Linked DNA regions of Mus musculus: region 1 is linked to region 2. The links are chromatin loops, found by intact Hi-C in ENCODE. Cell type or tissue: left cerebral cortex. All regions are shown on one strand. Each heading gives the region's core, and the rest is flanking DNA. Links, peaks and the distances in the headings are about the cores only. Region 1 holds the start of Spop (speckle-type BTB/POZ protein). Region 2 overlaps Spop (speckle-type BTB/POZ protein).

Region 1 (12,099 bases), core at 2,783-10,782, 59 kb after region 2:
GAATAACGGCCCAGATGTTCCTTCAAAACTCTAATTTTAAAGTATTTTCCTGTAATGGGAGCTTTATAAATACAAAAGTGAAAGAAGGAACTGGATCCAATTTATTAGCAAATATGTCCACAGAGCCTTGCTGAGTAATTTTACCATGCCTGAAAACAAACACAAGAAACAGGTGTGCTTCCTCAAATACACAAGCAGAATGCAATGTGGAGCCAGTATTGTTATGAAACCAGACTGAGAATAAATAACCTTATAAATATGACAAGATGGTAAAGAGAACTTGGGAATTGGATTTCAGATAGGTATCAGAATATTGTTATTGTCTGGCTCTGAGTAACATAAAATTATTCAAAGTCTCCCAGCATAGGAAACATCTCTTTTTTTTTTTTTTTTTTTTTTTTTTTTTTTTTAAAGATTTATTTATTTATTATATGTAAGTACACTGTAGCTGTCCTCAGACACTCCAGAAGAGGGCGTCAGATCTTGTTACAGATGGTTTGAGCCACCATGTGGTTGCTGGGATTTGAACTCTGGACCTTCGGAAGAGCAGTCGGGTGCTCTTACCCACTGAGCCATCTCACCAGCCCAGGAAACATCTCATTAAACATTTTTTACTAAGGCAAGAATTAGTCTAGATCCTAGGACCAGCTACAAATTAGCCTTCATTAGTGTGACAGAGTTGCAAAAAGCACTCAGATGAGCAGACATTTTTCCTAAGTCTACAGTACACAGTATCACAGGGTGCAGCAATGTTCCAGACCCTGAGTTAAGACAGCTGGGAATCAGAGGTCATGGTTTGGCTGAAAAATTTCCCTAATTAAGAACAATTTGTCTTGCTCCTTTTTAAAAGATGAAAATCTAATGATAATGAAAAATATGCTGTAACAGCAGAATCTTACATAACATTCATGTAGAGAAATATACGTGGACATTTTAAAAGGAATGCTTTAACTGAGGAGAAGGAAAGCAAAGCAAATATTCACGCACATCCCCACAAAGACCTCTTTTTACTTTTTTATTTTTTTTGGTTTTTCGAGACAGGGTTTCTCTGTGTAGCCCTGGCTGTCCTGGAACTCACTTTGTAGACCAGGCTGGCCTCGAACTCAGAAATCCACCTGCCTCTGCCTCCCGAGTGCTGGGATTAAAGGCGTGCGCCACCACGCCCGGCGACCTCTTTTATATAACGCTAGAACAGCACATGCTCCACAAAGCTGGGCGACAAACTCCCTATGTAGCTATTGGATGCCTTACACTTCTGTTCCTCCTGCTCTGAGCTCCCAAGTGCTTGGCTCATAGGTGTGGGCCAGCAGCCCAGTTTAGGTGGTGCTAGGAATCTCATCCAGGGCTTCCTACATGCTAGGTAAGTACTCTAAGAACTGAGCTACATCCCAGCCCTCATTTCCTTATATTTCACCCCAGAAAAAAAGTGACATTGCAACATTGCCCTAGGGGAGGGAACCTCCAATATTTTCTATAGCCAACTTTATGTTCATGTGGGATATAGCAATTCTTTCACTTGGGACACTACCTATCTTCACAAAGAATATTCAAGACAAAGAAGTTGTGAGTTCTAAGATCTAGATCCTAGCAATGCCAGCAGCACAGAGAATCAAACACTAGGTATACAGAGTTAAATAAAGGCAACTTTGTTTTTCATAACTTAGCTGCAGAGCCCCATAAAGGGAATAAACAACCTAATTTACTAAAAGAGAAACTGCAGAAAGGTAAAGTGTGGGGCTAGAGAGATGGCTCATTGGCTAAGAACACTGGCTGCTCCTCTAGAGGACCCAGGTTCAAGTCCCAGCACCCACATAGCAGTTCATAACTGTTCAGATTTCTTCTTCTAGCCTCCAAGGGTTCACACAGTGCACAGATATACATACAGGCCAAACACCATACACATAAAATAAAAATAGGGTTAAAATTTTTAAAATAAGAAAGAAAGAAAGAAAGAAAGGTAAAGTAAGGACTGCACATGTGGGACAGAAAAAATACAGCCAAAAACTTCTTGTGCCAGAAAGCAAGGATGCACTCATATTGCTGAGCTGAGAGGACTCCAGAGGCAAAATAGAGAACATCTTGTGCATCGTAAAAAACGTTGTAACTGTTGGTAAGACACAATACATTAAAAGCCATGTGTGCAAGATGATACTAACAGAAAAAAAAGCAACTATTCATTTGCTACCAGTCAAGATGACAGCTTGAGCTACGGGGATAACCCAAGGTAGAGTGCTTACTTGCCTCTCATGTTCCAGGCATTAAATAAATCCCCAGAACTGTTGTTTGTCAGTAGCCTTTCTAAACTGCCTATTAATTATTATACCACCTCCTTATTCAGAAAATATTGAATGGAAAGAAAGATTCACCTCAACCTTTTGTTGTAGAAACTATAATTTCCTCCTAACTGATAAGGGAAAGTTTTATAGAAAATAAAAAACTAGCCAAAGGAAAAGAATGGCAGAATGTTTTAAATCACCATTTTACAACTACTTAATTGAGAAAGGGAAGGCCATCACATTAGGAAAGAGGCTACTAGGAAAGTAACAGTAGCCAGAATGGGACCATTCTAAAGACTATCTGCTAGTTATAGAAGGAAGAAATTTCATTGAAAAGTCTGAGCTTCATCACCTTAAAACATACAACTAGCCGGGCAGTGGTGGCGCATGCCTTTAATCCCAGCACTTGGGAGGCAGAGGCAGGCAGATCTCTGAGTTCGAGGTCAGCCTGGTCTACAAAGTGAGTTGCTACACAGAGAAACCCTGTCTTAAAAAAAAAAAAAAAAAGAGCAAATTACTAAAACCAAGAAAATAATCAGGAAATTCTAAGAGGTGATGTACACTAGAACACAGATGGCCTGGCCTGGCTGCTTCAAAACACAAAAGCCACTAATCCTGAGTAGCTTCAAACAGTTCTGAAACCAGAGATGTGTTTGAAGGGGAAAAAGACAAACAATGGTAGGTACAGGGGTACTCACCTTTGATCCCAGAACTTGAGGGGCAGAGGCAGGTGGCTGTCTATGAATTTGAGGCCAGCTTGGTCTACAAAGTAAACTTTAGGCCAGCCAGGGCTACACCTTGTCTCAAAATATAAAATAAAATTTAAAATTACTCAAATTGCCTTGTCACAAACACTGTAAGAACAACTGAGTAAAACAATGTATTTCATCTAAAGGTTGGAATATATCTGAAATATAGAAAAGTTTGAACATTATACATCCTAACATGTATAGCACGTATACTTTTTATAATACAGCAAGTGTGAACAATTAAAGTGGTAGACAGAAGGATAATAACTGTACATTTCTACTTTTCTGTATGTTTGAACGTTCAATAGTTGAAGAAAAACAAACACACACCTCAGCACACACTTCCTCCAGAAAGCCCTCCCAAACTAACTCTCTTTCAGTCCTTTGTCACTCCTCTCAGGTCTTCTCAGAGTAGAAGACGGGCATAGTATTATTTACTTTTATTTTATGACTTCTATTTCACATAGTCAGTACATCTGGTAAGATCACAATCTCCTTCAGGTACAGACATCTCTTCGTTCATTCATTCATTCTTTCTTTTGGGGGAGACTGGCTCTGGGAGGGGTGCGGGGTCTCACTATAAAGTTCTGGCTGGCCTTAAACCCACATCCATCTGCCTGCCTCTGCCTCTTGAGTACTGGGATTAAAGGTGTGCTCCACCATACCCAGCCTTTTCTCTTTCTTTACAGCTCATAATAAGGCATTCTGCAGTCAGAAGACTGCTAAGGCCAACATTCTGGTGGAGAAAAGAGACACTTATCTTAGCCACTGAGTTACCTTTTCAACTCAACAAAAAGCAGCTCACTTGCCTTTGCTCAAAGCTACCAAAATGATATCGCAAAAAACGTTACATAAGCTTTTGGAGTTCCACACAAAGAAACTAGAACTGAAAGTGAAGAGGAGAACCCTAGGATCCAGGTCTCATAGGCCTTCCTAGAACTGCCCTGAGTCTGCTGTAACACAGCGTATGTCTTTGTTCCTACGGCATCACTCTTTCATGAAAGAGTACCTCTAAGACTCCTGACTTACAAAACGGTGACAGTCTGTCCACAACTCCTTGGTGTAAGGAAATTTATGAAACTATATAATGAACTTAAAATTTCAGAGAAAACACTATAAGATTTTTAAATTATGAAAGTGTAGAGTAGGAAACACACAGACGAGCTGTTGGCAATAATATAAATTCATACACCTCTGTAGAAAACAACTCAACAATACTGCCAACATTCAAAATGCATACACCCATTGATCTGGTACATTCGCCAAAAAAATCTAATCCAATAGACACCAGAACACATAAAAAAATGAACTGTGGCTTTGAAACCCTAATGCTTACTAAATTTGTTGAACAACGGCATATCATATACAGTACAACCCTTGTCACTTAAGAGATACTACACATACTATATGAAATGATCACCAAGGTAAATTGAAAAAATAAAAATATACAAAGTGTCTAATCATTTGTGGAAAACAGAAACCAAAGGATCTGTCTGCGTCTGTGCTGTGCTGTGTGGACTGACGCTGGGAGGAGGAGCTGCTGCCTTTGAGAAGGTAAACTTGACAGACAGGAGAACCATGGAAGGGTTTGCATTCTCACTGTGGAGCTTTTGGTTTTTTTTTGTTTTTTTTTTTTGGTTTTTTGATTTTTTTTTGGTTTTTTTTTTTAAACATTTGTATTTCCTTTTATTTCTAAACAAATTTCTGTACCAATCTGAATGAATGAACAACTTATCTTAATCCTAAAAGCATCCCAAGCTTTTGCACCGTGGAAAAACTTAAATAAGGCTTTCAGTGAATTCAGAGATAAAGCATTTCCAGATAAGAACAAAGCATCCAAATGAAGAAAGCTTACAGAGAAGACAGACAGGGATTACCTCATTAGCTTCCCTTCTAGATTTTACAACAGCCTGATCCAGGCAAGGACGTACACCTCATAAAGTTCTTCCCACTACCATACTAGCCTCTGCAATAACTTTTTTAAGAGGTGTAGTCACCAAAATACCAAAAGGATGCCAAGTGCCCTGATCCTAAATGTGGAGTTGACACAGTAACTTATACTACTGGGGATGTTGAGGGCTGAGGGTAGGGGTGGGAGACTGAGGATCCAGCTCTTTCCCAGCACAGGATGATGTATGTGCCCCTGCCCCCAACCCCTGTGCTGCTCTGTGTCATCCTCTGGATCCAAGTGCAACATGGCAACTGGAAACAGCACAATAGACAGACAACTGAACCACATAAAGCCCAGTTAAATGAGGAAGTGAGAAGTGTTCATACACTTTCAAGACCAAGAACATGAGGTTCTAGGGATAAAATGCCAACCAAAATTATGTCTTGTGAGAATACCAAAGAAAGAACACAAAGGAAAAGGAATTTCAAAACAAGGCTGATTCATGTCCCACTCCCAAGAGTATGAGACATTAGGTTAGCCAGACAACTGAAAAACAAAAGATGCCCCTCCCTTTTCCATTCTCTCCACCCAACAACAAGTTAGCTATTCATTTCAATACAATTCAGCAAACTTTTTGCTAGTAGAAAGTGTTTATCTTTGGGACCAAATGTATACCTGGCACTAGGGAGGCAGAGGTAAGCAGATCTCTGTGAATACAGTCTTGAGACCAGCATGGTCTTCATAGGGAATTCCATGCCAGTCATGGCTACATAACAACTTGACTATATCAAAAACAAATAAAACATCTTTTTCCCTACATGGTAGAGCTAAGACAAAGTTTCTAAGAGGGATGGCACAGCACCAAACTAAAGAACCAACTGCAGTCTGTCAGCTAAAACTCTGGGACCTAAGTCACTGGAATATTTTTGTAAAGTTCCTCATTTTAATTTTTTGGAACTTGCCAATATGAAAGAATTAGTGCTCAAATTATTTGAAACTAATACTTCTGGACAAGTTGTTCAATTGTTTCTGATTACCCCTGTTTCCATATTGTCACAGAATGTACAACTAAACTGTACAACTAAATGTATAACTAAACTGAAACGCTATGGAAGAACTTACACACACACACACAATGAACCAAAAAGGTCCCACTAAGTAAAAGGGCTGAAATGAAGCTACTGATTGACAGCTTGATTTCTGTTTTGTTGTTACCTCAAGTCTGTGTGTGGCACTTATCCCTTCCTTAGCTACTCTGTAAAGGCAACTCAGAATTTTACTAAAGAGAAATTCCCACCTTAGTTTCTTTTTTAATGGACCTTTTAACAAATCCTTTTTAACAAGACTATCAAAATCCCCTGCCAGAATAACGAGTTGGACTTACTCCTAAACTTAGGGGAAGTTTGTAGTAAGGTTTCAGCATGACGACGGGAGTGGTGGAAAGGGAAGTAATACTAGAAGTAGAAGTAGCAGTTAAGTTTCAAAAAGAAGGGTCAGCGTGGGACACGTTGGCTCTAGGAGGCGTTGGTAGCCTGGGAGTCTCTAGGGCAACACCAGATGCAAATAGTGCTTTGTCCTTAAATCCCTCGCATAATTTAAATTCTCCCTCTCGGATCGGAGCGACAAGCTCACTATTGGGTGGCAAGTCTAGCGAAGAAGGCGGGCTCGTGGTCAAGGGGCTCTTTATCCCGCAGGTCCCTGCAAAACAGCAATGCGCATGCGTCCTGAAGCAGCGACCAGGCACCCGGAGCTCCTTCACATTCGAGCATGCGCAGTTCCCCATCTCGCCGCAGGCGACAGCTCACTATTTGGCAAGGGGGATGGGGTTGGGGATATGATGGTGAGGGAGGCAGGAGGCAGGGGGCGCGTTTGTGTTTCCAGAATGCTTGAGGTAGGAAGAACGGACGGCTGACTAGGCTCTGGCTTCCTCGGGCCAGGAAACCAACATAGGAAATGGGGCAGAGAATAGTACATTAGGAAAAGTGTGTGTTGTGGGGGAGGGTTTAGTCACTTCTCAAGGAAAAACCCCGCACCCCAACAGGCCAACCCCTTCTTCGACTCTTGACACACACATACACACACTCACCTGAGAACGGCGGCGACAGCTGCTGGTCCCTGTCCCCCTGCGCTCGCCTCATACTGCCCGCAACATCCGGGACCTGCGGGACCGCCGATACACAAATACACTCTTGGAGCGCGCACACACATACAAACACATACACACACATACACACACACACATACACACATACACACACACACACCACACACACACACACACCACACACACACACACCACACACACACACACACACACACATACACACACACACACACACACATACACACCGACACACACCGGCCTGGGCGTCCTGTCGTCAGCACGTCGACGCAGCGAGCGCGTACCCGCCGGGCCCCACCCCGCGCGGCCTCCTCCCCCCAGCTTCCCGCCCCGCCCCACCCCGCCTCGCCCCGCCCCGTCCTGCCCCGCCCCACCCCGTCCCGCTCAAGACTCTCCAGCTCCTCCTCTTTTAAGACTCCGCCTACCTTCCCTAGTGCGCAAGCGTCGCGAGGTGGTGCCAGGGCCCGGGAATTTGGGCGGAAGGCGGAGCCAGAGTGGAAAGAGGCGGGAACTCGGAGGGGGTCGCGTGCAGCGCGCAGAAGTTCGCGCTGAGGTGCGAGGCCAGAATGGAGGAAGGAAGCTGAGATCCAGGGACCGGGTGGGTGGAGCAGCAACAGGCATTTCGCAACTGAAACCTAGTTGTGCAGTTTGTGGATTACCGATGACTTAGCTCTTACTTTCTTTTTTAGGCAACTCTCAGCTAAAATACTTTTTAAAGAACTTTTAACATGTGTTTTAGTTTGTTTTATTTTTTGAAATAGGGTCTTGCTCTATAGGATTGGTTGACCTAGCACTCTCTTTGTTGACAGGCTGGCCTTAAATTCATAGAGATCCATGTCCAATAAGCCTAGCCTGCAAATGCTAACATTTATAAGGTACTTTGCTAGAGTACTGTGAGGCACACCTTTAACCCCAGAACTCGGGAGGCAGAGGCAGGAGAAGCTCTGTGAATTTAAGGCCAGCTTGGTCTACTTACTGAGTTCACAGTCAGCTAGAATTACAAGGTGATACCGCGTCTTGAAAACTAAATAAATTAGCATTTGACAACAATAACCAAAGAGCTGTTCTTTCTGGGAAAGGCAGAAGGGGTGTGTGTGTGTGTGTGTGTGTGTGTGAGAGAGAGAGAGAGAGAGAGAGAGAGAGAGAGAGAGAGAGAGAGAGACCCAATGGAGAGGAAGCTGATTCTGTGACAATTCCTTGGCTAAGCCATCCGGGTCCCCAGTCTGTCTCATGTCTTAGCTCCCATGGACCAAAAGTGATTCTGGAGTTGGGTAGAATTGTCTCAGAGCATCTTGGCCCTGGAAGAAAACAGTCATCTTTGTGTTACATTCTTCGATTACCTTAAACTTAAAAGAAAATATTTTATTACTGAATCAAGCTCTCAAAAGCAAAAGCAGACTGCCTCTTGCATACACATATCAAGCACACACCTAGCTCTGAGAGATCAACCCAGTGACCCTGTGGGTCATGAGGTAACAGGGTTGCAGCCTAATTGAGAGCTGCTTCCTGGCACCCTACTGCTTTCCAGGCCTTGGGACAGTCTCCAGGAGACTCTGCTCCTATCTCTTGCCACATGCTCCTTGGCACCCAGTGGCTGGTGAGCCTGTTCAGCAGGGAAGGCTGGCAGCCCAGGAACCAAGCCACTGGGTTTGGAAAGAACCCCGACAGTGCCGGGAGGCTTTCCACTTTCAAGTATAGAAGCAGACCCCGTAATCCCCATATGAAATATCCTAGGAATTATAAGCAAAACCTTCCAAACCCTTGGGGCCTTACACAACCTAGATTCTAGATGAAATTGCTCTTATTGGTTTTTTTTTTCTCTGCTTTATTTTGAGGGTTTGGGGTTTTGAGATGATCTCACACAGTCCAGGCTGACCCCCCCCCCCCCCCACACACACACACACACAGCTCACTACGTAACAGAGGCTGGCTTTGAGCTCCTGATCTTATGCCTCTACCTTCTGAGTACTAAGACTGAAAGGGTGTTCCACTCTGCCCAACCAAAATGGTTTATTTACGAACTGGAGAGCCCAGATTCTCTACTGATGTGGTCCGTGTGCTTGGCTCTAAAGCAGAAAGAGCTCTTGACACCTGAGGCAGATTCTTGAAACTTTTCAATTAGATTTCATTTACTGTCACTATCAACAAACCCTCCTCTCTTGAGCTGAAGCCAGAGAGGTGTTGGCTCCTTGTAAAAATTATGGCTGTCCCGTGGGTAACTCAGTAACCAGTTACAAATCACTAGCCCTTGGTGACACCGTGGCTGTTTAGTTACCTAGTCTCTTGACTTAGGATTTCACAGAGAAGCAGAGAGAGGGGGGGGGGGGGAGAGAGAGAGAGAGAGAGGCTCTTGAGAAAGGAGCATGGGGAAGAGGTGCAGAAAGAGTTGGTTATGGAGAATAGACACATCTGGACATCTGTTTCAGCTTCCTTACAATTGAGACTAATCCTTACAGTTTAGCCAGACTCTACCCAGGATATGGGAGAGGGAGAGGGCTCCTCCGGGTATGGAATATGTGCCAGCAGCTTGTCCAGACCCCAGTCTGAATCCCCAGTGATCTGGAAGGCTATAAGAGGTTCTATTGCCATCTGTAGCTCTGTGCAATGAGGCTCCCATTTTACTGCGAGGACCACACCGCCCACCTGAGATATGATCCCTCCAGCCTCTGCACAAAGGGCTTTGATTTGGTGTGGAGCTGATTAAGCGATTGTGGATGTCCTTGGAAGCACTACGTGTAAGAATTTTAAACAGCTTCTCCTTTTTAATATGCACTTCCTCTTCGGTTTTAATTATTTTGTTCCTACATTTTCCCTTTCAATTTACTAAAATCTAGAAATGTAATTAGAGCAGAGGCCAGGCTCAGAGAAGGCTGCCAGGATTTCTACAGCATGATTAAATATACCAGGCATCCCTTTAGTGTGGGACTGAAAAATAAGATTCTCATTATTATCTTTCCCTTATCCAGGAAAGAATCGGTACCACGTACTGATCTGGATTTATTGAAAATGCAGCACTAATTAAAAACTCACCCAGCCTCTTGACAAGGTTTGGGTAAAGAAAAAAAAAGTTCAGTTATTTAATTATTTCCTCCATTTAATGTTTTGTTGTTGTAACCACAACAAGCAAAGAAGCCCTCGTTGCTCCTCAAAATAAAATTTTCCTCTCCTCGTGAGGGACTTAATGAGGCTTTTATCTATGCAACAACAATCAAGCTTACAATGGCACCAATTCAATTCAGTGCTCCTTGTGATACTAGGAAACATGCAGAACTCATTTTCTTAATCCAAAACACAAACGACAAAATGTTCATTGGCTGTCATGAGCCAGGTCTGGGCAAGGGATCTGTCCCCAAAGACCCTGAGATGTCTGTTGTTTATTTATTTTGCCAGCATGGATCTTGAACAGTTCAATAAGCAAAGGCAGATTCCCGCCCCGCCCCGCCCCCCCCACCACCACCATAGGGGAGGTAGAGGCAGGCTAGCCTGAAGAGAAATATGAACTACTGTTTTAGATGTAAGCACTTTAAGGAGTTAAGTCTCTTGCCTTTATAGAGTTCTTCAGTTGGTTCAATGACAGCTTTGTATCCCACCCATCCACCATCCTGCCCAAGCCCGGTATCTGCCATATTTGAGTCTTTGTAGAGATGCCTTTGTAGAGATGGATAGACAGACGGGAAGACCAGTAGGGAATACAGTCCTGTGTCCTGACAATGTCCAGCTCCCCAAAAAAGACAGGTGACACATTCGAGGACACAGATGTAAGATCACAAACAAGAAAAAAACAAAACAAAAGAACAAAAACAAAGAAAAAACAAGAACACATTGATAGTGTTGTTCTAGGGCCATTATAAGGCTAATAGAAAACTGACAATAGAAACATGTTAATTGGTTGATTAAATTCCAAGGTGAAGGAGCTGGCGAGATGGCTCAACAATTAAGAGAGATGGCTCAACAATTAAGAGCACTAGCTGCTCTTTCAGAGGTCCTAAGTTAAATTAGTAGCTCCCACTTAGTAGCTTACAACCATCTGTAATGGGATCTGATGCTCTCTTCTGGTGTGTTTGAAGACAGCTACAATGAATTCATGTGCATAAAATAAATAAATAAATCTTAAAAACAAACAAACAAACAAAAAGTTCCACAGTGAGGCTGTGGCTTAATGAGTCAGCATGTTTCTTTTCTGCAGACTCAAGTTCAAACCCAGCACTAACATTTTCTATGGTATAAATATAGATAACCCTTCCCAAGACTCACTGTTTTCTAACTTAGTACATAGTGATGAGGATGAAGTGAAATAATATTCGAACACAACTCATCCCTGGTACGAGTAGATTTGCTTGTTTATGCATGTGTCATTGAGCATGGATTTGGGGTAAATGTTCTTCACTTGCCATTCACATATGTGTACCCTGCTTAACCCTGCACCCAGGCGGTGCCCTTTTGTAGAATTCCCCAGGCAGCACAGGATCAAGGAAACAAGACAGCATTGTGCCCGGCGTGGTGGCGCACGCCTTTAATCCCAGCACTTGGGAGGCAGAGGCAGGGGGATTTCTGAGTTCGAGGCCAGCCTGGTCTACAGAATGAGTTCCAGGACAGCCAGGGCTACACAGAGAAACCCTGTCTCGAAAAAAAACAAAAAAAAACAAAAATAAAAAAAAGACAGCATTGCCAGAACACCGCCTCTTGCCAGTTGAACAAACTCTGTGACTTGGAGCCAGTTTCTTTACTTTTTGATAAGAGTACTTGGTTGCAGGAACTGTGCCAACTCTGGTTCTATCCACCTGAACTGGAATTTCCTAAAGAAATACTGACAGGGCCTCAAGTGTCTGATTTGACAATTCAGCTGGAAACCAAGGGCTGGTGTAAAAAGAACCATCCTCAGACTGGTGCCAATGAGGTCCAGCCTCAGAACATTGCTGCTAAGTGCCACTATCAGACACATCAACCTACAAAGGATACCAAATCTCCACCCACCCACCCCCACCATCCACCCCCACCCCCCCATTTTGTGCTTTATATTGCAAACCTCAATCCCTAGGGAGATGCATTCCATCTGGGCAA
Region 2 (11,371 bases), core at 1-8,000:
GTGTGGCACATTACAAACAAGACCACCTACCTGGTACATTCAGTTTACAATCTAATTTAAACATTCAGTCGAAGTAATACCACTGAGATAAAGGCCAAATGCGCACATGTGTGGTTCTCAGTCTTTAACATTAGGATTCCCTTATGACTGCTGGGTGCACCAAGAATCCTTGAAGCAGCTGCACTTAGTGCACATCAGGATAGCACAGAAGTATCTGGGCACAGTCTGAGGGAGCATTGTAGCATAGTGGGTATTTGCAACTAAATTTCCATGTGGACATCCTTTCATAAAAGCCTCTAATTAATTAGGAAATAATTAAAATAGAAAATAAAATATAAACATGAATTAAAATAAACTTGTTTATAAATATTCCCTGATACAGGGGAAAACAGGTCAAAGGAACAGGACTTAAATGGAAAGTGGTTTAGCTGTGAAAAGTGCTAAGAACTTGGATGAATTGCAGACATTTTAAAAACCCACACATCCCATACACACCCCCACGCAACCGTCTTGCAGTGTTGAATGCTACTAAGTCCACAGAGAGCCTTGGAACAGGAATGAGTCTCACTAGGCACAAGACCAAGTACGAGAAGCAACACTCGGCACCTGTGGCCAACTGGGAAGTGTGAGCGGAACAGATGGCACACCTGGTTCTATGGCGAGAAAGCACAGCATCAGCAGAACTCAGCAGACGTTTCCCTGTTCAACATCTCCTCATCTCCAATGTGTCATCTCACTTCCCTTCTAAGTCAGTAAGGCAAATCTAAACTTAACCACAGGATTTCTCCTAAGAGAATTTCATATGGGGAAGTGAGGAGAAAATGCTGGAACTCAGCCTCAGACCTAACCATAGGATAAGAGTAACCAAGTTAAGGGCAGGCCAAACGATTTCCAAGTCACGATGACAATCCAGGGGTTGGAGCAGCTGGGACAGTGTGGGGAAAGAGGAGGCACATGAGAGAAACATGGACCCACTGCAGACCTGCAAATGCTACAATATAAAGTGCAGCACTGCCTGAAACGCCACGGGTAATGTTTAAAGACTCGCATCAGAGACGTTTGAAGGCTAGCTTCCGTTTCCAACAAAATTAGAATTTTCCACAATCTGAAAGTTTTCCTTGAAACACAAGTCTTCAGCACTTAGGAGGCTAGGCAGGAAGATAGTAGTGAGCTTCAGTTCATCCCAGGCTACAGAGAAACCTCCTTTAAACAAACAAACACCCCACAAAACCCTAGGATAGGTAACAGGCAAAGATTGAAGCTGATGCTGTTTATACAACAGCTAACCTCAAACAACGCCATAGAGTTACTCTCGTCGTTCTACTGAGCTAAGTGAGTATGACTTGCAGCTAATAAGACTAACGTGAAACTCACACTTCAAGTTCATTAAACATCAAACAACTGCCACATTTCATATATTTATATAGGTACTGATACGCCACCATTTCACTCAGTTACTTTGCAATTAAAATGGACAGGAATGGCTATCATGAAAACTAAATTTTACCTTTTTAGCGTGCAACGCTTTCTAATCGTTAGCAGTGTTTGTTACCATCCACAAGCCTGTTACTGCCAGCCATGCTTCTTTCACAAAAGGGCAAGATTCCTAAGGGACAAGTTCCTGGACTACACAGGTGTGATATGCCTTTACAAAGTCATTAACTCACAATGTAAGCCTGTTATTTCATGGGCTAGCTGTCAGTTGGGACTCTTGGCCTGCACTCTGCCTCCGGAGTACACTGGTTATTTGTTTCACTCTCAGGAAGCAGTTCCCTGCCTATAAGATATACAGGGACACTAATATTCTAGTTTACGGGATAAAACTTTTACTTATTTACCCAAGTTGCATTTCTAATTGTATGGAAAATGGCATAAATTGGCTCATTGCAATACTCAGTAACCATATTAAAAACCCCCTTTCGATTAGATCTTGGGTCAAGGAATTTTTAGAAGTTTCTCCAAAGGCTCTTAGGCCTCTGGTGAGAGAGACTGACCTCTCAATCTGGTAACAGCTAACTCTCGCCCTCTAAGCTTCAAGTTTCCACAGCTTTCAAATTTCACTTTTCAATTTTGTATGACTCCAGCAAGACAAACCATGTACACTCAACTCCTACAAAGTCCAGAGAGCAAAAAAGGAGAGCAAGCAACAGTTAAACATACCTAAACTTGCCACTTAAGAAGGAGCCAGGAAGTTTAAGCAACAGATACACAACTTTAGTTGCACTTGCTGGCCACTGCTCAGCTTGAAGCATCAGACCTTCCAAATACTATGTGAAAAAACCCACAGTTCAAAAAAGAAAAGAAGGGAGGACTCAAGCAACTCAAAACTGACAGCTACAATCTTTGCTCTTATGAAAGTAACGAGTGGAGAGCTCAGGTGCCCAGCAACCTTGAAATCATAGGCAGCTCAATCAGCCACATAAAGAACATTTGTACAGAACCACTCCCCTTGGGGATTTTTCTCATTCCACATCCTTGACACAATACAATTAAATCCACCAAAACACATCAGGTCAGGGAATTGCCAGTCTCAAAGTAGGGCAAAAGGACTCACCTCACAGAAGAGGGTGAGCTTGTCATCAGGGAGAAGCCCATTGGCCTCGTCCAAGAGAAAATCTCTGCGGATGAATTTTTTGAATCCCCAGTCTTTGCCTTGCACGAACCTATAAGCTCGCTGACTCTCTGGGATAGAAAAGAAAGTCATATTTAGTTACACAAAGACCAGCCCGAATCTACAACGCGTCGGTGTATGTCAGGACTGATGTGAAAGTAGAGAACATTTACCCATAGCTTTGGTTTCTTCTCCCTTGGCATTCAGGATGGAGAACTTGAACTTTGCCCGAACTTCACTCTTTGGACAGCTGACCAACAACAGGTAAAGCGACAGGTAATCTTTGCTTTCTTCATCTAGCCCTTTCGGGTTTACTCGCAAACACCTGCTCATCATAGAAAGAAATGTGCATCAAAAGAACCCTTATGGCTCCTGCAGCCCAACACGAACATGAGAACCCAGAGGGGAAGATTTGTTCCTGCTGATACTGTTGTTAGCTTTTTAAACTCTAAGCCCCTCACCAGGAGACTGACTCAATAGAAACTTGAAAACAACTTTTCTCCACCAATTTGAATCAACTTTTAAAGAACAGACAAGAATCACGGAGCGTTCACATCCCTTACATCTCTGCCATTTCTTTACCAATTGCCAAATCATTAACCTGTCTCACCCTAAAATATTTAGAATATTTCAGATTAGTTTGTTTTTCATTCTTCAAACTCAGAAAAGGTAGCCCTTAGTTTTTCATGATGGAGGAATAATTTTTTTTCAAAGTCAAAGAGCCTTTTAGTAACACTGTGGGAGAACAAAATCTATTCTGGAGAAGTATGCACATGATACATATTCCTTGTTCAAGGCAAGTTTCTCTGCATAAATAACCTTGGCTTTTCTAGAACTGCTGTGGACACCAGGCTGGCCTTGAACTCACAAAGATCTGCCTGCTTCTGCTTGCCAAGTGTTGGGATTAGAGACATGTGTTACCATGCCTGGCTGATACACACCTTTGCAGGTATTTATGTGTGTGTCTGTGTCACATGTGTGGTGGCAAAGACACGGGATCCCTCCAGTACTAGAGTCAGGGAGTTAGTTATAAGCCATCCAATGTGTGTGCTAGGAAGTAAACTCAGATTCTTTTCAAAAACAGCAAGTATTCTTACCTGCTGAGCCATACCTCTAACCCCCAGCAACTATATTTTAAGATTTAAAATAACAGAGGTATTGTCGAAGAAGCACAGATAAAAGTAAAACTTATTCTACAGGGGAATGTTCCAAGCTTCGCTTCTAAGTAAGAGTTTGAGATGCCAATCTGTTAAGGATGATTCAAAACAGAATTTAGACACAGAACTTAATAGGTTCAACTGAGTTAAGTTGTAAATGTCATTAGCTGAAATGCATGTAGTTCAGACACTGCTTTACCACCATAGAGCACAAGTCACATGTATCTTCAGGCCTTGCCAAGGTTGTGTCACTTCTCTCAAACAGGTGGTCTAATCCAGTGCCTCTCTAGGGAGTACAGATGCTATATATATCACGGTACAAGATGCTAGAGAGATTTAAATATATGCCTAGAACAAACATTTCACTCAGTAAGTAGTCTGCCACTTAATGTACAAAGTCAACCAATATTAAATTAATAAAATCTTCAGAGGGTTATCAGAGATCAAAGTGGTAGTTCAGAGACAAAATGTTTTGATCTTTGCTGGGGACATATGGTTGCAGCCTTAACCACCTGCTCCTATACCTCAAGATGATACTTGGCTTAGAAGGCATTAATCCTCACACCCCGATCATATTCACCTGGCAATAGGTTCTAAGTTCAGGAATCCCAGACTTAACCCATTCAGTACATGAATGGCACACGCTTGACTATACAGCTAATTCAGAGAAAGCTCAAAGATTTACTGGCATGTGGCAGATATACACATTGTTACTTCAAGCATAGGGAAGCTACACTTAAGACATTTATACCATGAAAACGAGGTCTGCAGTGTAATAATGTGTCTCCTGGAAGAAGCTTATCTCTACCCTGCCAGTTACAAAGCCAAAGAAATGTTCTTTATTGCTTAAAAGTAAGTTACTATTATTATTATTATTTTATTATTATTATTTGAGACAGGATCTTATGTGGTCCAGGCTGGCCTCAAACTCCCTATATAGTAAGGATGACCTTGAACCATTGCCCTGTTCTCCTTTTTGAGAAAGAGTCTCATTATGTAACCCTGGCTACCGTGGAACTTGCTATTTAGACTAGGTTGTCCTTGAATCCAGAGATCCACCTCCCCTCCCCCAACTCCCCCAATTCCACCTCTCCAGTATGGAGATGAAAGGCATGCACCAGCATACCCAGCTTACCCTTGAACTCTCTCCTCTGAGTGGCAGGATTTCAACTATCTACCACCACACCCCATCTATGAGTTCTGGAGATGGAGTCTAAGTCTTTATATGTGTGCAGAAAACTTCAAAGTCAAGATTTTAAGTTAAAAACCTTTAGATGTACTGCCAGAGGCAATGACACACACCTTTAATCTTAGCTCTCCTGAAGCAGAGGCAGGTGGATCTATCTCTGTGAGTCAAAGTCAATCTGGCTTACATGTTGGGTTTCAGGCCAGCCAATACTATAGTGAGACCACATCTCAACACAAACAAAAAGTCACAAAAATTAGACGTTTTGCTTTTCTTGAAAAAACAAAAACAAACAAACAAACCGGATGATAGTAGGCCTTTCTCCACACACAGCCCTGATGGGCTAGAGCTGGGTTGTTACCAGTCCTTCATATACTTACTGCAGTGCCAAGAACTAACCCTAGATCTTCACACACGCTAGGTGAGCACGCTGCTGCTGAGCTACAGGGCCAGCCCTTTAGCAGTCCTTTAAAACATTCAAATTATAGTTATGAATTCTTTTGTGTGTCCATAAGTGTTCCCCTAAGTGCCATGGCTCAAGTGTGGAGGTCAAAGGACAACTTACAGAACCAGTTCTTTTCCTTGCACAGTGTGGGCTCCAGGGATCAAACTCCTCAGGTACCACCTGCCCTCTTTATTCATTTACATCATCCTATACAACTTGAGTTTGCTAAATATACTAAACTCATTAAATTATTTCAACCATTTGTTTGTGAGTACATACCATACCTGCAACTATTCTAGACAATGGGAATAAGAAAGTAAGGTCCCCGCCTTTAAGAAATTACATTCTATCCATATCCTATTCAAACCAAGCAAAACAGGCAACTTATAGAAAAAGTTTACACCTAGAGGTGTTCTTCCTCACCATTTCAGTTTATCATTGGCTCCTGATGAAAAAGTTGAACTTTTTATGACTTCACCCATTTCCTCCCGGCAAAAACTAAAGTTATTGATGGTCCACATGTAGGAGAACTTCACTACCTTGATCTGTTGATAGAAAATTAGGAAGGAATTAAATAGGATCCGGGCAACCTGGGAAAAACAGGCTGTAAACCAGACAAGTATCCTTCCCTTAGCCCCACAGGAAGATATCAATCAGTTCATTAAAAGAAATTAAAGAAGTCTCAGTGACCGACTGTTTTATAACTTTTCACCTTCTGAAAACACTGGAGGGAAGTGAGAGAACCCAAGTGCCGGAAAGAACAGCAGCAGTAAGAACAAACCACGGACAGGGTAGGGGAAGTCTAAAGCTCTGGGGTCCTAAACAAGCCCGTAGCTGAGATGCTGATGCCATCCTGGGGCTGAGGATCTCAAACACTGTTCCAGGCTTTAGAACACAGCCCCATCAAGGAGGATGTAAAGGATTCGGGCAAAGATTCCCCTTCAACTACCATGGAAAACCACTAGCCTTGGGGATTCAGGTTCTATGTCAGAAAAACAAGGCCAATAAGGTCCTCATCTTGTGCTGTTTGCCAGAGACACTAGGAACCTCAAGAGCAAGAACGTGAGTGTGGTGCTTCTGCCCAGCAGCCTCCCGAGCTTACCTGTGTATAGCACCAGCTCTCGGCAACGGGACCACTCGACATTTCTGCCGGAGGTGGAGGACTTGGAACCCTTGACATCGCCAGTTTGAAGGTTAAACTGAGTCTCCAAAGTCAGGGGGCAAAGGTTTCTGGTTTTTCTTCACCCTGGTAAGACCCAATAATTAAAAAGACTTATTAAACTTTTAAAAATTGATTACTTTCTCCTTTCCCTCTATTGTCCTATGATTTGTTTAATCTTCTAAGAGACTGAAAACTTTGTGGCCTGTTGAAACAATTTATCCCGATTTAAAAACTAACTTCAGAGAAGACCATGTTGTCTCCTGGGCAAAATTACATTATTGTCCAGGCATGGTGGCTTACACCTCTAATCCTCTAATCCCAGCCCTCAGGAGGCCGACTAAGGTAGATCTCTGTGACTCAGAGCGGTGCACAGCAAGTTCCAGGCCAGCCAGTGCGACATGAAACTGTGTCTCAAATAAATGAATGAACTGAATAAATAAAATTCCATTACTGTGCCTTGCCCTTATTCATAATGTTCAACATCATGTTTAAGAAGAAAAAGAAAAACCCAGCTGGGCAGGGTGGCACATGTACCTTTCATCCCAGCACTCTGGAAACAGAGGCTGGTGGATCTCTTGAATTTGAGGCCAACCTAGTCTACACAGCCAGTATCAAGCCAACATATGCTACAGAGTAAAATAAAACAACAGCAAGAGATAAATTAGCTGGGTATGGCGATGTACACCTTTAATCCCAGCATTCAGGAAGTAAAAGTAGGCATATCTCTGTGAGTTCAAGGACAGCCTGGTTCTACAAGGTGAATTTCAGCATAGCCAAGGCTACACAGTGAAACTCTGTCTGGAAAAACAAATCGAGACAAACTTAATTAAAGGATATATTAAAGCGGATTTCTAAAAAGGCTGCTTGATAGACAGATAACACGGTTAATACTAGATACCTCCTTGTCACCAGAACCTGCTCTTAGGACACAAACACTCCCATTGAAAATGACTTTGGGGGCTGGAGAGATGGCTCAGCTAAGGTTAAGAGCACTGACTGCTCTTCTCAAGGTCCTGAGTTCAAATCCCAGCAACCACATGGTGGCTCACAACCACCCGTAATGAGATCTGACGTCCTTTGCATTACTTATATATAATAATGAATAAATCTTTGGCTGGAGCGAGCAGGGCCCAGAGCAAGCAGCGGCCCTGAGTTCAATTCCCAGCAACCACATGATGGCTTACAACTGTCTGTACAGCTACAGTGTACTCATATGCATAAAATAAATAAATAAATAAATCTTAAGAAAGAAAGAAAGAAAGAAAGGAAGGAAGGAAGGAAGGAAGGAAGGAAGGAAATAAATGACCTTGGTACCCTACCCTCCAATTTTCCTGGTCTCCTGTGCCTCCCTACAAAGTTAAGAACAGCCTTCTGTTCCACTCCTCTGCCAGCTGCTCTCTTAAAGGGCAGCATTTTTACACCTCCCTTAGATGTGTTCCTTTCTCCACAACACCAAGTCAAGTTTTTACCTGACTCTCTAAATTTTTCTTGCTTTCTCTGCTAATAGCTCCTCAATCTCAATTTCCCTTCCCTTCCCTTGCTCTCTTTCTCTCACCTCCAACTGGAATGAAAAGCAAGCGCCACCACATGCAATCTTCCTCAGGTTTTATTGGACTGTCTTTGTTCACGATCACTCCCCATACTTTAATTCTCAATCTTTTTCTTTTCTTTTTTTCTCTTTCTTTTTGGTTTTTTTCTTTTTTTCTTTTTTTTCTTTTTTTTTTTTGGTTTTCTGAGACAGGGTTTCTCTGTATAGCCCTGGCTGTCCTGGAACTCACTCTGTAGACCAGGCTGGCCTCAAACTCAGAAATCCACCTGCCTCTGCCTCCCAAGTGCTGGGATTAAAGGCGAGTGCTGGGATTAAAGGTGTATGCCACCACTGCACAGCTCAATCATTTCTTGATTTACATTCTTATGGAGATCAATCATTTCAACAATATCAAATTTCAGTCAATATACAAACATTTCCAAGTCTCTTTATACCTTTCTCATAGTCCCCTTTTAAATAGCTGCTATATACCTACCTGTGTGGGATGTACCACTAACAATAAAATCCAACTCAAAATTATTTTAAAAAATGTAAGTGATGGACTAGCATAATGGCTCTGCAGGAAAAGGTGCTTGCCATCAAGTCTACTGACCTGGGATCCACAACATAGAAGGGAAGAGACAAGCCCTACAAACTGTCCTCAGTCCACCGTGTGTTGTGGCACACGCATGACATCCCCACAGAAGCATAACAATGTAAGTTAGGCCAGGGACACTTGTACATAATTGAATCCTAGCATTTGGGGTTCACAAGAGCAGATCTCTGTGAGTACAAGGCTAACTGGATCGACATAGAAAGTTATAGGTCAGCCATGGCTAAACAATGAGACCCCATTTCTCAAAACAAACAAGCAAGCAAACAAATAAAGTACGTCAAAGGATGCAAAGTTACAGAGATAAAGGATAGACACAGAAACTCTCACACTGTTGGTGAGACAGTGGATCAAGAATTATACTGTATGTGTAGGAATTTGGTCATATCTAGCAAAGTTTAAAGTACACATATCACAGAACTTAGCACTTCCACTTTGAACAGAATGCATACTGCAGCAGGGATTGCCAAATTTGGAAAGCAACAGAATTACCTCTTAAGAATGTTGATCCTACCCCCCAAGCTTCTGAGTCAGCAATTTGGGATGGGCCCAAGAGACTGCATTTCTAGCAAGGTCCTTGGTAATCCTACTGTGCTAGTTCTGGAACCACACTGGGTACCACTAGCCTAGAGAAATTCTGCACTTATGAACAAGACATGAACTAGAGTACCAACGGACACTGCAACAGTAAAAAGCTAGAAAGCAGCAGGGAGGTGGTGGTGGAGCACACCTTTAATCCCAGCACTCGGGAGGCAGAGGCAGGTGGATTTCTGAGTTCGAGGCCAGCCTGGTCTACAAAGAGAAACCCTGTCTCAAAAAAAAAAGAAAACAAAAACAAACAGAAAAGAATAGAGAAGACACTTTAACTTTGTCTCTCATGTTTTTGTTCTTAAACATTTATTTTTATTCTCTGTATGTAGGTACTTTGCCTTATATGTGTATGTGTGTACATATGTGCCTAGCCCACAAGGGCCTGAAGAAAACCCTGGAGCTGGAGTTATGACAGTTGCTATGTGGGTGCAGGGAATTGAACCTGGGTCCTCAGGAAGAGCAGCCTGTTTACTTTATAATAAGGATGCTAGAAAGCAAATAAAACAACACAAATCTTAGAGATAACAGTTGCTTGAGTACCTACTATTGTTTGATTTAAGCCAAACTGTTTGGCTTAAGTAATTTTTAAAATGATGATGGTGTGTGTATTGTGTGTGTGTGTGAGCACATGCCATGCTATGTATGTGGAAGTTAGAGGACAACTCTTTACTGATTGTGTGTGTATTATGTGTGTGTGTGAGCACATGCCATGCTATGAATGTGGAGGACAGCTCTTTACTCTTTAGCATTAGTTCTCTCTTCTCCCTTCTGCATAGATTTCAAGGACTCGATTCAGGTGGTCAGGAAGTGCTTTACCTGCTGGGCTATCTCACCAATATGGTGCTATCTGTCGTTTTTGCCTGGCTACTTAGAAGCTGTAAGACAAAAATTTTTGACACGTCTCCTAAAATGACATGTTTATATTCCTGCTCTATAAGTGCTGCTTTATATGTAATCACACATTCACTCTACGTTAGTTTCAATTTCATGCATTTTCTTTTGTCTCTTTGCTATAATTCACAAAGATATATATATATATATATATATATATATATAGAGAGAGAGAGAGAGAGAGAGAGAGAGAGAAGAAGAAGAAGAAGAAGAAGAAGAAGAAGAAGAAGAAGTAGTAGTAGTAGTTGTTGTTGTTGTTGTTGTTGTTGTTTGTTTGTTTGTTGAAACAGGGTTTCTCTGTGTGTAGCCATGGCTGTCCTGGAACTCACTCTGTAGACTAGGTGGGCCTCGAACTCACAGAAATACTCCTCACTCTGCCAAGTGCTGGGATTAAAGGTGTGCGCCACCACTACCAGCTGAGCTTTTATCTTGTGCATGTGTGTTCCCACACACACAGCAGAAGATGATGTAGAGTGTCTTTTTCTATGGCTTTCCACTTTATTTTTTGAGACAGGATTTCTCCTTGAAACTAGAGCTCAGAGATTCAGCTAGGCTAGCTGTCCAGAGTCCCAGGCTCCAGGCTCCTCTTGTCTCCGCTTCCACAGTGCTGGGACTACAGACATTACCCATCCAGGCTTTGCATGGGTGCTGGGGTCAGACTCAGGCCTTCGTATTTATGTGCATGTTTACTGACTAAGCTGTCGCCCAAGTATTTTTTCAGTCTGCTTAAAATCCTGGTAGAGGATGATATAAATGAATAACGACAGAATCATCCAGAAATAATTCAACTCACAAACATTTGCTAGGGATAGCATTCGCAGGATTAATAGGACATATTTGTACCTATCCAGAATTAATATACTTATAAATGTAACTGAATGTTCCATTGGTCACAAGCACTACCCTAGAAGCATTTTTAACTAAAGCGTTATTTGCCCTCACAGATGAAGTTAAGTGTCTTATATACATGGAATACTGTTTCATTTAATCTTTCAAACCACTGCATTCACCTGCTTGTTTAAGTCATAAGACCTGGTTTCACAGGCTCATTGGTCTAGTAACTAGTTTTACAAATCCCAGTTATCATTGCTGCCTAGACTGAAGCTTCCAATTTCCTACTTCTGGGCAGTGCAGCAATGAAAAGGTGAATTTTACATGTGAGTTAACAGCTTAAAACTCGGCTCATA

The links. Peaks named below come from ENCODE experiments on the same cell type or tissue, not always from the same donor. Only the 100,000 strongest peaks of a DNase experiment are listed, where the experiment ranks them.
Region 1: a loop joins it to region 2, with 1.9 times the contacts of the local background. A loop is called at or near these places in 3 of 42 quality-filtered maps.

Annotation. Positions count from the first base shown.
Region 1 is chr11:95,409,308-95,421,406 of GRCm38, reverse strand. It overlaps Spop (speckle-type BTB/POZ protein), which reads right to left and starts at 7,324. Exons shown (of 10, transcript NM_001359107.1): 1 at 7,003-7,324. In left cerebral cortex, for the core only: a CTCF peak has its summit at 6,713; DNase peaks (open chromatin) are centred at 6,674, 7,097 and 7,382; H3K4me3 peaks cover 2,296 bases; H3K27ac peaks cover 2,245 bases.
Region 2 is chr11:95,465,796-95,477,166 of GRCm38, reverse strand. Spop (speckle-type BTB/POZ protein) reads right to left here. Exons shown (of 10, transcript NM_001359107.1): 2 at 6,502-6,645; 3 at 5,823-5,944; 4 at 2,785-2,936; 5 at 2,555-2,682. The coding sequence starts at 6,579. Among named protein-coding and RNA genes, the nearest start is that of Nxph3, 43 kb to the left of the region's middle. In left cerebral cortex, for the core only: no CTCF peak of the experiment used is centred there; a DNase peak (open chromatin) is centred at 606; H3K27ac peaks cover 895 bases.